Regions from separate parts of the Homo sapiens genome. Here region 1 is linked to region 2. A link is a loop called in an ENCODE intact Hi-C map of the cell type or tissue named here. Cell type or tissue: CD4-positive, alpha-beta T cell. All regions are shown on one strand. Each heading gives the region's core, and the rest is flanking DNA. Links, peaks and the distances in the headings are about the cores only.

Region 1 (4,237 bases), core at 1-4,000, 740 kb before region 2:
AGGAAGTTTGTGGGAATCACATCTAGAATGAAGGGAGAGGAGGATATTAATGAGCAGGGTCTGGCCGTTGAGCTTCCATAGCATGCAGTCATCTGTCTTGCTGAGGGTCATGCTGGGAAGGGCTTGCTTGAAGGCTCCCGGTCTTCCAGAGCTGCCTTGGTGTAGTCAGAATGCAGTGGATAGATTCTGGCCTCCTTTAAGGACATTCCAGTCCTCAAGATCCACCCTGGCTACACTGATTAAATTTAGTATTTCCCAGCCTCTTGTCTCCTGTCAGTAGCACATTTATAAATGCTTTCTTAGTGTGAGGCGCTTTTGTCACAGTGGCAGTGGTAATATTGGTACTAATAGCCTACTGTGTTGCCGGGCTTTGCTCTAAGGGCTCAACATAAATCAACTCCTTTGTAGTCACAGTGACCTTGTCTGACTTTGCAAATTCTGGGGTCATTTTATGATCACTGTGGATTGACTACAGGTGAGTTAAAGGTGAGCATTCGGAAACTTTGCCGAGTAAATGTGACACCACTCACTCCTGTGTGAGATGGATGTAGTTTGAGCTTATGTTTACTCTGAGTCCCTCTTGCTTCATTGTAATCAGATGCTGCTTGGACACCCTTATCTCCTTGCTTTTTGAAACTGCTCAAAGCCCATGTGATCATCTATTTATAGAAAGAAATTAAGAAAGTTGGGCACAGTGGCTCACACCTGTAATCCCAGCACTTTGGGAAGCTGAGGCAAGTGGATTGCTTGAGGTCAGGAGTTCGAGACCAGCCTCTGACCAACATGGTGAAACCTGTCTCTACTGAAAAACCACAAACTTATCCAGGTTTAGTGGCGTGTGCCTGTAATCCCAGCTACTTGGAAGGCTGAGGCAGGAGAATTGCTTGAACCCGGGAGGCGGAGGTTGCACCAAGCCGAGATTGCGCCATTGCACTCTAGCCTAGGCAACAAGAGTGAAACTCACTCTCAAAACACACAGAAAAGGTTTTCTTAAAGGATACTTTTGAGGATCCCAGAATCTGGACACTTCCAGTTGATGGTTTGTGCTTGTTAAGTGAACATATAGCTTGTAATGGAAAGCGAGTAATTTAAGGTTTTTTTGTTACACCACTTTTAATCATTACAGTTCTTGACACACATTCCCCTCTCCCCACAGAGCCTCGTGATGTTCGTTCATTCGTCCATCTGCTCTGTTTTCCTTGGCACTCTGGGCTTCTCCCTGTCCCGCCAGGGTTTAAACAGCCACAGCCTATTTGCTAGCTCAGCGCCAGGCCCAGGTCCCGGCCCAGCAGGTTCTTATGCCAGGCTCGCTGGGGCCACTCATGCAGTTGTGGCCCAAGGCAGCCTTGCTCTTGTGTGGGTGGATGGTACCTCGGCTGCCCACCAAGTGGCAGGCCAGAGCTCTGCAGGGCAGAATTCCACCGGGACAGGCTCTGTCGTAAAGGGTGTGTCGGACTTGTACTTGCTTCCCGTTATCCCATTTGCCGATATCTCAGTGGCCAAAAAGTCACATGGCTAAGCCTGGAGTCTGTGAGGGGCTGTAGAAGGGTGTGGCTGCCAGCAGGCATGAGGGGCGGGGCCATTAACATCCTACCACGGTAGGGTTGTGAGGTACTTTGTTTTACTACCTGTAAATAACAAGTTCGATTTTGGTAGCTTGTATTTTGCATTGAACTCCGTTTGATGAACGTTTACGTAGTGCTGGATGCCAGGGTTTGAAGAATAAGACAGTCTCTAGCTACTCTATGCTAGTTTATAAAATGCTAGTGATCTTAAGTTCTAAGCAGACAGCATCCTGGTAAGAGTTTGGCTTTGGATTAAAAAAGACAGGAACTGCTTATAAGAATCTCTGCTGGGGCCAGATTTTGCTTTCAGAAATGCTGATAGGTCCTTGAAAAAAAAGAAGGGTTGCTATGATGACTTGGCTCTGGGCCCACACACCGTGGTGACGACATAGTCACTAAGGAAACCGAGAGATGCAGCGTCTGAAAGGCCTCCGAAGGGTTTTGTTACTGTTTTCTGGGATCTGATTGGCTTAGACGGTGTTTGGATGGGAGCAGAACGCTGGAGCTTGCTGTCCTGCTGAAACTTCTAGGACCTGGTGCCGAGTGCTTTTGAGATCACCTTACTTGGATTTTGGTTTAAAAACAAGGGGGAGATTTAGGGTAATTTCTAGATTATTGTGAGATTTGACTCTGATGTTTAGGCTGCTGTAAAACAGGAAATGAGGTAATGTCTTTAAACATGTAGTGTGATAATGAACTGTAAATGTCTAAATATGGGCAACTGTGCAGTTCAAGTTGCAGAGTTGCTGTGTTGAGTTTTTATATAATTGGGTACTTTCCGTGTTGGCTCCTTTGATCCTTAAAAGTATGCATCAGTATTAAAGTCTAGAGGCCCATCTGCCTATTGAGGTTGGACTCCGTGTGGTTGTGTTTGAAATACTGTCTGAGGAGCCAGCACCAGACCTGCAGTTCAGGCTGAGAAAGAGGTTTTGAGCACTTAAGCGAGCCACAGACCACCCAGGAGTGCGAGCTGTGGCCTGTTACGTAAGTGTTAGGAATAGTGTGATACCTCGTTCTTTTGAGAAACTTTGAAATCACTTAATTTCGGAGTTAAATATAGCCTGCAAAAGTTTAATTTGTTCATACTGTTTTTGAAGATGTGTAAATGCAGTATTTAGGATTTGAATTTGTAACCATAATCACTTATATGTGGAGAATCGAAAGCAATTGAACAGTGGTTGAAAGAACTAGAGGTAGATTTTGAAAGTTCTTTACTGTGGTAACAGTTTTAGGCATGTGGTTTTTTTACGTCACTGGTTGACCAGTGCGTGTTTAAAAAATAGTCTAAAATGTCGTGTACAGACGGCTGAACTAAACAAGCCCTTCTCATAGACAGGGAGGAGTAACTATTTGGAAGTGATGTGGATTATTTTGGGGGGCGGGAGTAGGGGGCACTTGAATTAGCCAGCTGATGAGCCCTCTTATCGTCCCCTTCCAAATAGGATTGAACAGGAGTGGCTCCCAAGTCCTGCCCCACAGCAGGAGGCCGGGAGTGTGCAGGCCGCCTCATCCACAGGCCAGAGCCTGAGCTGTTGGACTCAGCAGTTCCAGCTGCCAGAGCACTTTCATACAGAGGCCTGAGCTTTCAAAACTCGGCCCATTGGCAAGAATCCATGTTTTATGGTTAATAAAACTGAGGATTGGTGAACAGTTAAATCAGTCATTGAAATCTCAGGGGTGGGGTCCAGAGTTGCTTATATTATTAATAGATGGTGGAGGGATTATATTATACAGCGGAGAAACTCAACTTCTGTTACTTTCCTTAGAAAGTATCTAGTAGATTAAAAAAACAAAAGATTAGTTTGATGACTGATGTTAACTCCTCAATGGGAAGAAGGATGTGTTAGGGCCAAGCCCCAGCCCGGACTCTGCCAGTCTTTCCCTGGGGCAGGTTACAGGCATCTGTGAGCCTCGTTTTCTTTGCCTGTGGACTGTGATTTCTTAGCATTTGGGGTAAGGTCGCAGACATGTTTGGGAGTTGATGGAAGCTGTGAACTCTCCCTAGGAAAATATATGCATGGACTTAGGTAGTTGTTTACATTTTCAAAGGATAACGGGGATCCCATTTAGCTCTGCGATCTAATGATGCTTATGGACTGATTAAGCCTTGTTTCCTTACCCTGGAAAATTACTTTTGATGACCTGATTCTAGTGGCTGGGTGTGTGTGTGTGAGTGAAGATTACACATGTGAAAAAGTGATTTTTCAGCCAGTTGCTGTGGCTCATGCCTGTAATCCCAGCACTTTGGGAGGCCGATGCAGGCGGATCACAAGGTCAAAGATCGAGACCATCCTGGCTAACATGGTGAAATCCCGTCTCTATGAAAAATACAAAAATTAGCCGGATGTGGTGGCGCAGGCCTGTGCCACTGCACTCCAGCCTGGTGACAAAGCGAGACTCCATCAAAAAAAAACAAACAAACACGTAATTTTTCTTTTTCTTTTCTTCCTTCTTCTTCTTCTTTTTTTTTTTCTTTTTAAGACAGGGTCTCACTCTGCGACCCAGGCTGGAGTGCAGTGGCACAGTCGTGGTTCACTGCAGCCTCAACCTCCTGGGCTCAGGTGATTTTACCATTCAGCCTTCCAAGTAGCTGGGACTACAGATGAGCACCACCACATTGGCTAATTTTTGTATTTTTTGTAGAGATGGGGTTTCCCCATGATGTTGCCCAG
Region 2 (4,511 bases), core at 204-4,203:
TCTGTAAAACATTTTTGCCTGACGTGAGTTCTCTCCCTTGACCGGGGGCCAGCACAGTACATAGTAGGGTGGTTAAGAGCCCTGGGTTTGGGCTGAGCGCGGTAGCTCATACCTGTAATTCCAGCACATTGGGAGGCCGAGGCAGGAAGATTGCATGAGCCCAGGAGTTTGAGACCAACCTGAGCAACAAAGGTTAAAAAAAAAAACATTAGCTGGGCATGGTGGCACACGCCTGTAAGTCCCAGCAACTTGGGTGGCTGAGGCAGGAGGATAACTTGAGCCTGGGAGGTTGAGGCTGCAGTGAGCGGTGATCACGCCACTGCACTCCAGCAGGGGCAACAGAGCAAGACCCCATCTCAAAAAGAGAAAAGAAAAGCCTTGGGATGGGATTTGGGGTGCTCTGAGTTTAAATCCCAGGGCCCCCACTTTGGTGTGATCTCAGGTATGCTCCTGAACTCTCTATGCCTGAGTTCCCCCAGCTGTAAAGGAGGGGGTGATAATAATGCTGCCCAGACCCCAGAGGACCCCTAGGAGGCTCTTGCTGGGCAGCTGGTCCTGCCCCAGAGCCCTCCCACTCCACACACCCCTGCATACGCTCAAGGGCAGATGGGCCCCCCACAACCAAGCCAGGCCTGGTGGCCCTAGGACACTCTTGGCCACAAGAATTCAGATTATTTTCTCAGCAAATTTCTGACCAGTGTCCTGGGGCCTCAGCAGGGGCAGGGCTGCATGGTCCTGGGTCTATCTGGACTTGTTCTGGCTCAGACCTCAGCCCACCACAAGGACAACGAGTCTGGGAACTCGGGCAGGCTCTCTGCCAACCAGGAGCTGCTCTTGCTCGCCGGGACCCCACAGGGCAGGAATAGTGGGCATTCATATCATTCCCATTTTGCAACCAGGCAGACCGAGGCCCAGAGAGGCCAGATAACCTGCCTCAGGCCACACAAATGGCAAACAATAAGGCCAAACCTTGGTGATGGCCAGACTCTAAATCCGGGGCCACTTCTTGCCTTAGGAATATAGTCTTTCCTGGCACTCACTTAGCCAAAAATCTTTCTAGAAGGGTGGCAGGCCTTCCTGCCCCACTCCCGGAACAGGCCGGCTGCTTTCAGGGCCAGAAGAGCCAGCCCTTTGGAGGAGGAGGCTTGTGAGAGTGGGGATGGGCCGCAGAGCCTCCCCAGGCAGGGCAGCGTTGCAGCTTGCATGTGGCAGGGATGTAGGGTGAAGCTGTGCAGGGCAAAAGACAGGTCAGTTCCCGCTGGAAGTGCCCCACTGGGGGGCCTCGGTGTGTCTCTTTCCCCAGCACTGGCATGGCACATTTTGACCTGAGCAATGGTGAGCTGCCCGGAATACGAACAGGAGGAAGAGAACCTTCCCCAGGCAGCATGTGAGGCTGGGGTGGCACTCGACACAGGACAGCAGGCAAGGACATGCCGCCCTCCAGGCTGAGGGTCTTGGGAGCCTCCCCTCCCAGCCCCTGCTGTGGCCTCCCCCTGGGCCCTGGCATGGGAGGAGTTAAGCTGCCGCGGGCACCTTGGCACATTGCGCTGCCCAGAGTGTCCGGCTCCCCACCCCCACTGCTTTTCTTCCTTTTTGCCTTTTTCCTTCTTAATTAATCATACGCTGCTGCCCAATTTAAATATGGAAATGCCCAGGCCGAGGCGATGCAATTATTCATGAGGGCCGGGCGGCTGTCCGGGGCTCTCGGGCTGTGGGGAGTACCGTGGCATCGCCTCCGTTCTGATGTGTGTGAAATTATGTGCACAAAAGGCGCCTCCTTATCTGGGAGTGTGAACTAAATAAATAAATAAGGGCTTTTGTTTGTTTGCCGGCTCCTGCACATGGCTGCTGGGACTCAAGCGCTCGTGTTGTCTGCGCCTCTGTGGGACTCTGGGGACGGGAGGCAGGGGAGGCCCCCGCAGGCCGGCCAGGGGCTGGGGGCTGGGGGCCGGGGGCCGGCCGCCGGGCACCTGGGGCCCTCTCCCTCCCCAGGCACCACCCTCACCCCGCAGCTCCCCCCCATACACACCCTCGCTGGAAAGTTCGCCCTGCCCGGGCTGGGCTCCCAGGCAGCCTGGCACCGTGCCAGGCTCGCCGCCGAGCTCGGGCAGCAGGGTGGGGCAAACGCGGAGCACGGAGGACGGGGCCGGGCGACCTGGGCACCAGCAGGACCCGAGGCCAGGAGCCAGGGGCCCAGAAGGTGAGGGCACCCCGGGTGGGCGCAGGGTGGGCGCTCTGTGGGCAACGGGCCCTGCGGCCGGGCCCAGGAGCAGGCCTCGTTGCGGGGTTGGGGGGGGAGGTTGGAGCGGAGGCTGGCAGAGGAGGCAGGCACAAAGGAGGGCAGTGCCAGGCAGCTGTGGCCGACGCAGGCATCGCTGCCCGCCTGCCCCTAGCCGGCCTCCCCGCCGAGGGGAGGACGCGTGTGCAGGGGCCCGGGCAGGAGCGGCAGACACCGAGCCGCGGCCACAGGGCCAGCCGCACAGTCGGAGGAAGGGCCGGAGCGAGGCGGGGCCCGGGGCTGTCAAGGAGAAAAACATCCCAAGGCCTGCAAATTGCTGCTCTCAGCTTTTTTCCCCCCTCCTCCTGCTTCGCGGGGTGGGGGGGTTGGGGGGGGGGTGGTGGGGGGAGAAAGCAGCGCTTCCTCTGGAGGCGGATGCAAAAAGGATGCAGAATTTTAACCATCTCCTGCACCGGCCCGTCCTTCCTGAGCAGGGTTTGGGCCCAGGCCTGGCGCCGTGGCTCCCTGGGAAGGGAAAGGCCAGAGCAGCCGATGCCGGTTCTGGGGGACGCCGGAAAGCCCAGCCTCCTCTGCACCTCCATCCAGAACCGGGGGCCCCGCAGCACCTGCAGCAGGGGTGGAGGGTGGGAGGCAGAAGGGGCCTGGTGCTCTCGGAGGCTGCACCTCACGGTACCAGTCGCTACCCAGAGCAGCACGCCTGTTTGCTGGCCTGCTCTTGGGTGTTAAACATGGTGTCCAGGTCCCCGGTTGGAGACCCCAGCCCTGTACCGGGTGAGGGTCTTAGCTCCCACTGACTTGGGGCCTTCAACCACACTGGCATCCCAGGCCTTCCTCCTGACTGACTTCTGTTTTAAAAATAATGTGGAACGTTTTCTGGCATCTGGTGAGGGATTCACACACTGTTTACTGAGGGCAGGACTTAAGGAATGAGTTCAGAAGGTATCTATCTGGTCACTGGACAAACGGCAGGCAAGCCCCCTGTGCTCCTCGCTGGGTGAGACTCAGGGGCATGGGTTTGGGCATGGGAGCTCAGAGGGATGGTCTGGGCCCACAAGCCCACGAGGCATAGAGCCTAGGGCCCATGAAATGTTTTCATTTTAATTTCTTTTAAAATCAGAAGAAAAAATGACTATAAAAATAATGAATATACGACAATGAATTCGACCTGGTTTTATTGGCCTTTAGTCTGATGTAGTCATAAAATAGAATTTTTAGTATTTATGGAGGAAGGGAACCAGGAAGCCAAAAGTGCCCCGGCCCATGGAAGGCGGGTGTGGCCTGGGTTGGTCCTGTCTGTCCCAGGACAAAGGGTCAGATGTCTGGGTCCAGGGGGGGTTTGGAGGGCATCTGGGTGCCCTGTGAATCTGGCTTCCACGAAGGCTAGCTGGGACAGGTTGCTCCAGCCTGCGGTGGACAGGAGCCAGGGCTGTGTATGTCTGTGCGTGTCCGTGTATGTGCACGTGGGTGTGCAGGCATACTCGTGTGCATGCCAGTGTTTGACAAAGGATTCCTAGACACCTGCGTGTGTAAGTCCCAATTCTCAAAACGGGGAATGCAAGGCCAGGGTCAGGAGACAGTGTGGCTGCAAGGGCCTGGTATTCCTGACAATGATGGGTAGGGAGTGCCATTGTCTCCCTAGGAGAAAGCAGCCTTCAAGGTCCCAGCACCCCCAAACCCACGAGCTCACACAAAACAACGCGAGCCACAAATGCAAGCCACATCTGTCATTTAACACCTTCTAATAGCCACATTTTCAGAAAGTGAAAATAAGCGGGTAAGATTCACTTTAGTACTAAAATTCATTTTAATCTAATATAAATTTCCAAAATCCTATTTCAGTGTGTTGCTCGTATGAAACTGTGAACGGGATATTTTGCCATTTTTTCCATATTCGATTTGGCCTCTCCCCATTTCAATGGCTCCTTTGCTGCGTGTGGAGCAGCTACCACGGCGGTCACGTAGGTTTAGTAGGTCCCTGTGCCCCCCACTTCCCCACCCAGAGTAGGGGAGACTGGTTTTCTGCTTCTTTTTTGCTGGTGGCCCTTCCTGGCCAGGGAAAGGGATACTTCCACTGGCTCATCAGCCCCCAGCAACCCTGAGAGCTGAAAGAATGGATGTTGGGGCTGCAGGTTCCAGAATGAGGGGGGCTGCTGGAAAGGGTTCTTCGGCTGTGCTCCCAGACGCCAGGGGACGACACAAAGGGCTGACTTCAGACTCACAATAGTGGGGCGGTTAGTCACAGTGCCAGGGCAGCGGGCAAGCAGACAGAGCC

The links. Peaks named below come from ENCODE experiments on the same cell type or tissue, not always from the same donor. Only the 100,000 strongest peaks of a DNase experiment are listed, where the experiment ranks them.
Region 1: it touches region 2 in a loop (3-fold over the local background); 1 of 110 quality-filtered maps calls a loop at or near these places.

The regions. Positions count from the first base shown.
Region 1 is chr22:45,316,412-45,320,648 of GRCh38, forward strand. The region is part of intron 1 of FAM118A (family with sequence similarity 118 member A); the gene reads left to right. Among named protein-coding and RNA genes, the nearest start is that of FAM118A, 8.6 kb to the left of the region's middle. RefSeq lists enhancers at 2,071-2,120, 2,171-2,240. In CD4-positive, alpha-beta T cell, for the core only: no CTCF peak of the experiment used is centred there; DNase peaks (open chromatin) are centred at 1,950, 2,380, 2,830 and 3,946; H3K4me3 peaks cover 2,159 bases; H3K27ac peaks cover 4,000 bases.
Region 2 is chr22:46,051,721-46,056,231 of GRCh38, forward strand. All of the region lies in intron 1 of LOC124905135 (collagen alpha-1(III) chain-like), which reads left to right. It overlaps PRR34 (PRR34 long non-coding RNA), which reads right to left and starts at 2,505. Exons shown (of 2, transcript NR_165243.1): 1 at 2,030-2,505; 2 at 1-179. It overlaps PRR34-AS1 (PRR34 antisense RNA 1), which reads left to right and starts at 2,126. Exons shown (of 3, transcript NR_027034.1): 1 at 2,126-2,200. RefSeq lists silencers at 1,896-2,015, 2,256-2,415. In CD4-positive, alpha-beta T cell, for the core only: no CTCF peak of the experiment used is centred there; DNase peaks (open chromatin) are centred at 1,187, 1,621 and 2,081; H3K4me3 peaks cover 3,102 bases; H3K27ac peaks cover 2,330 bases.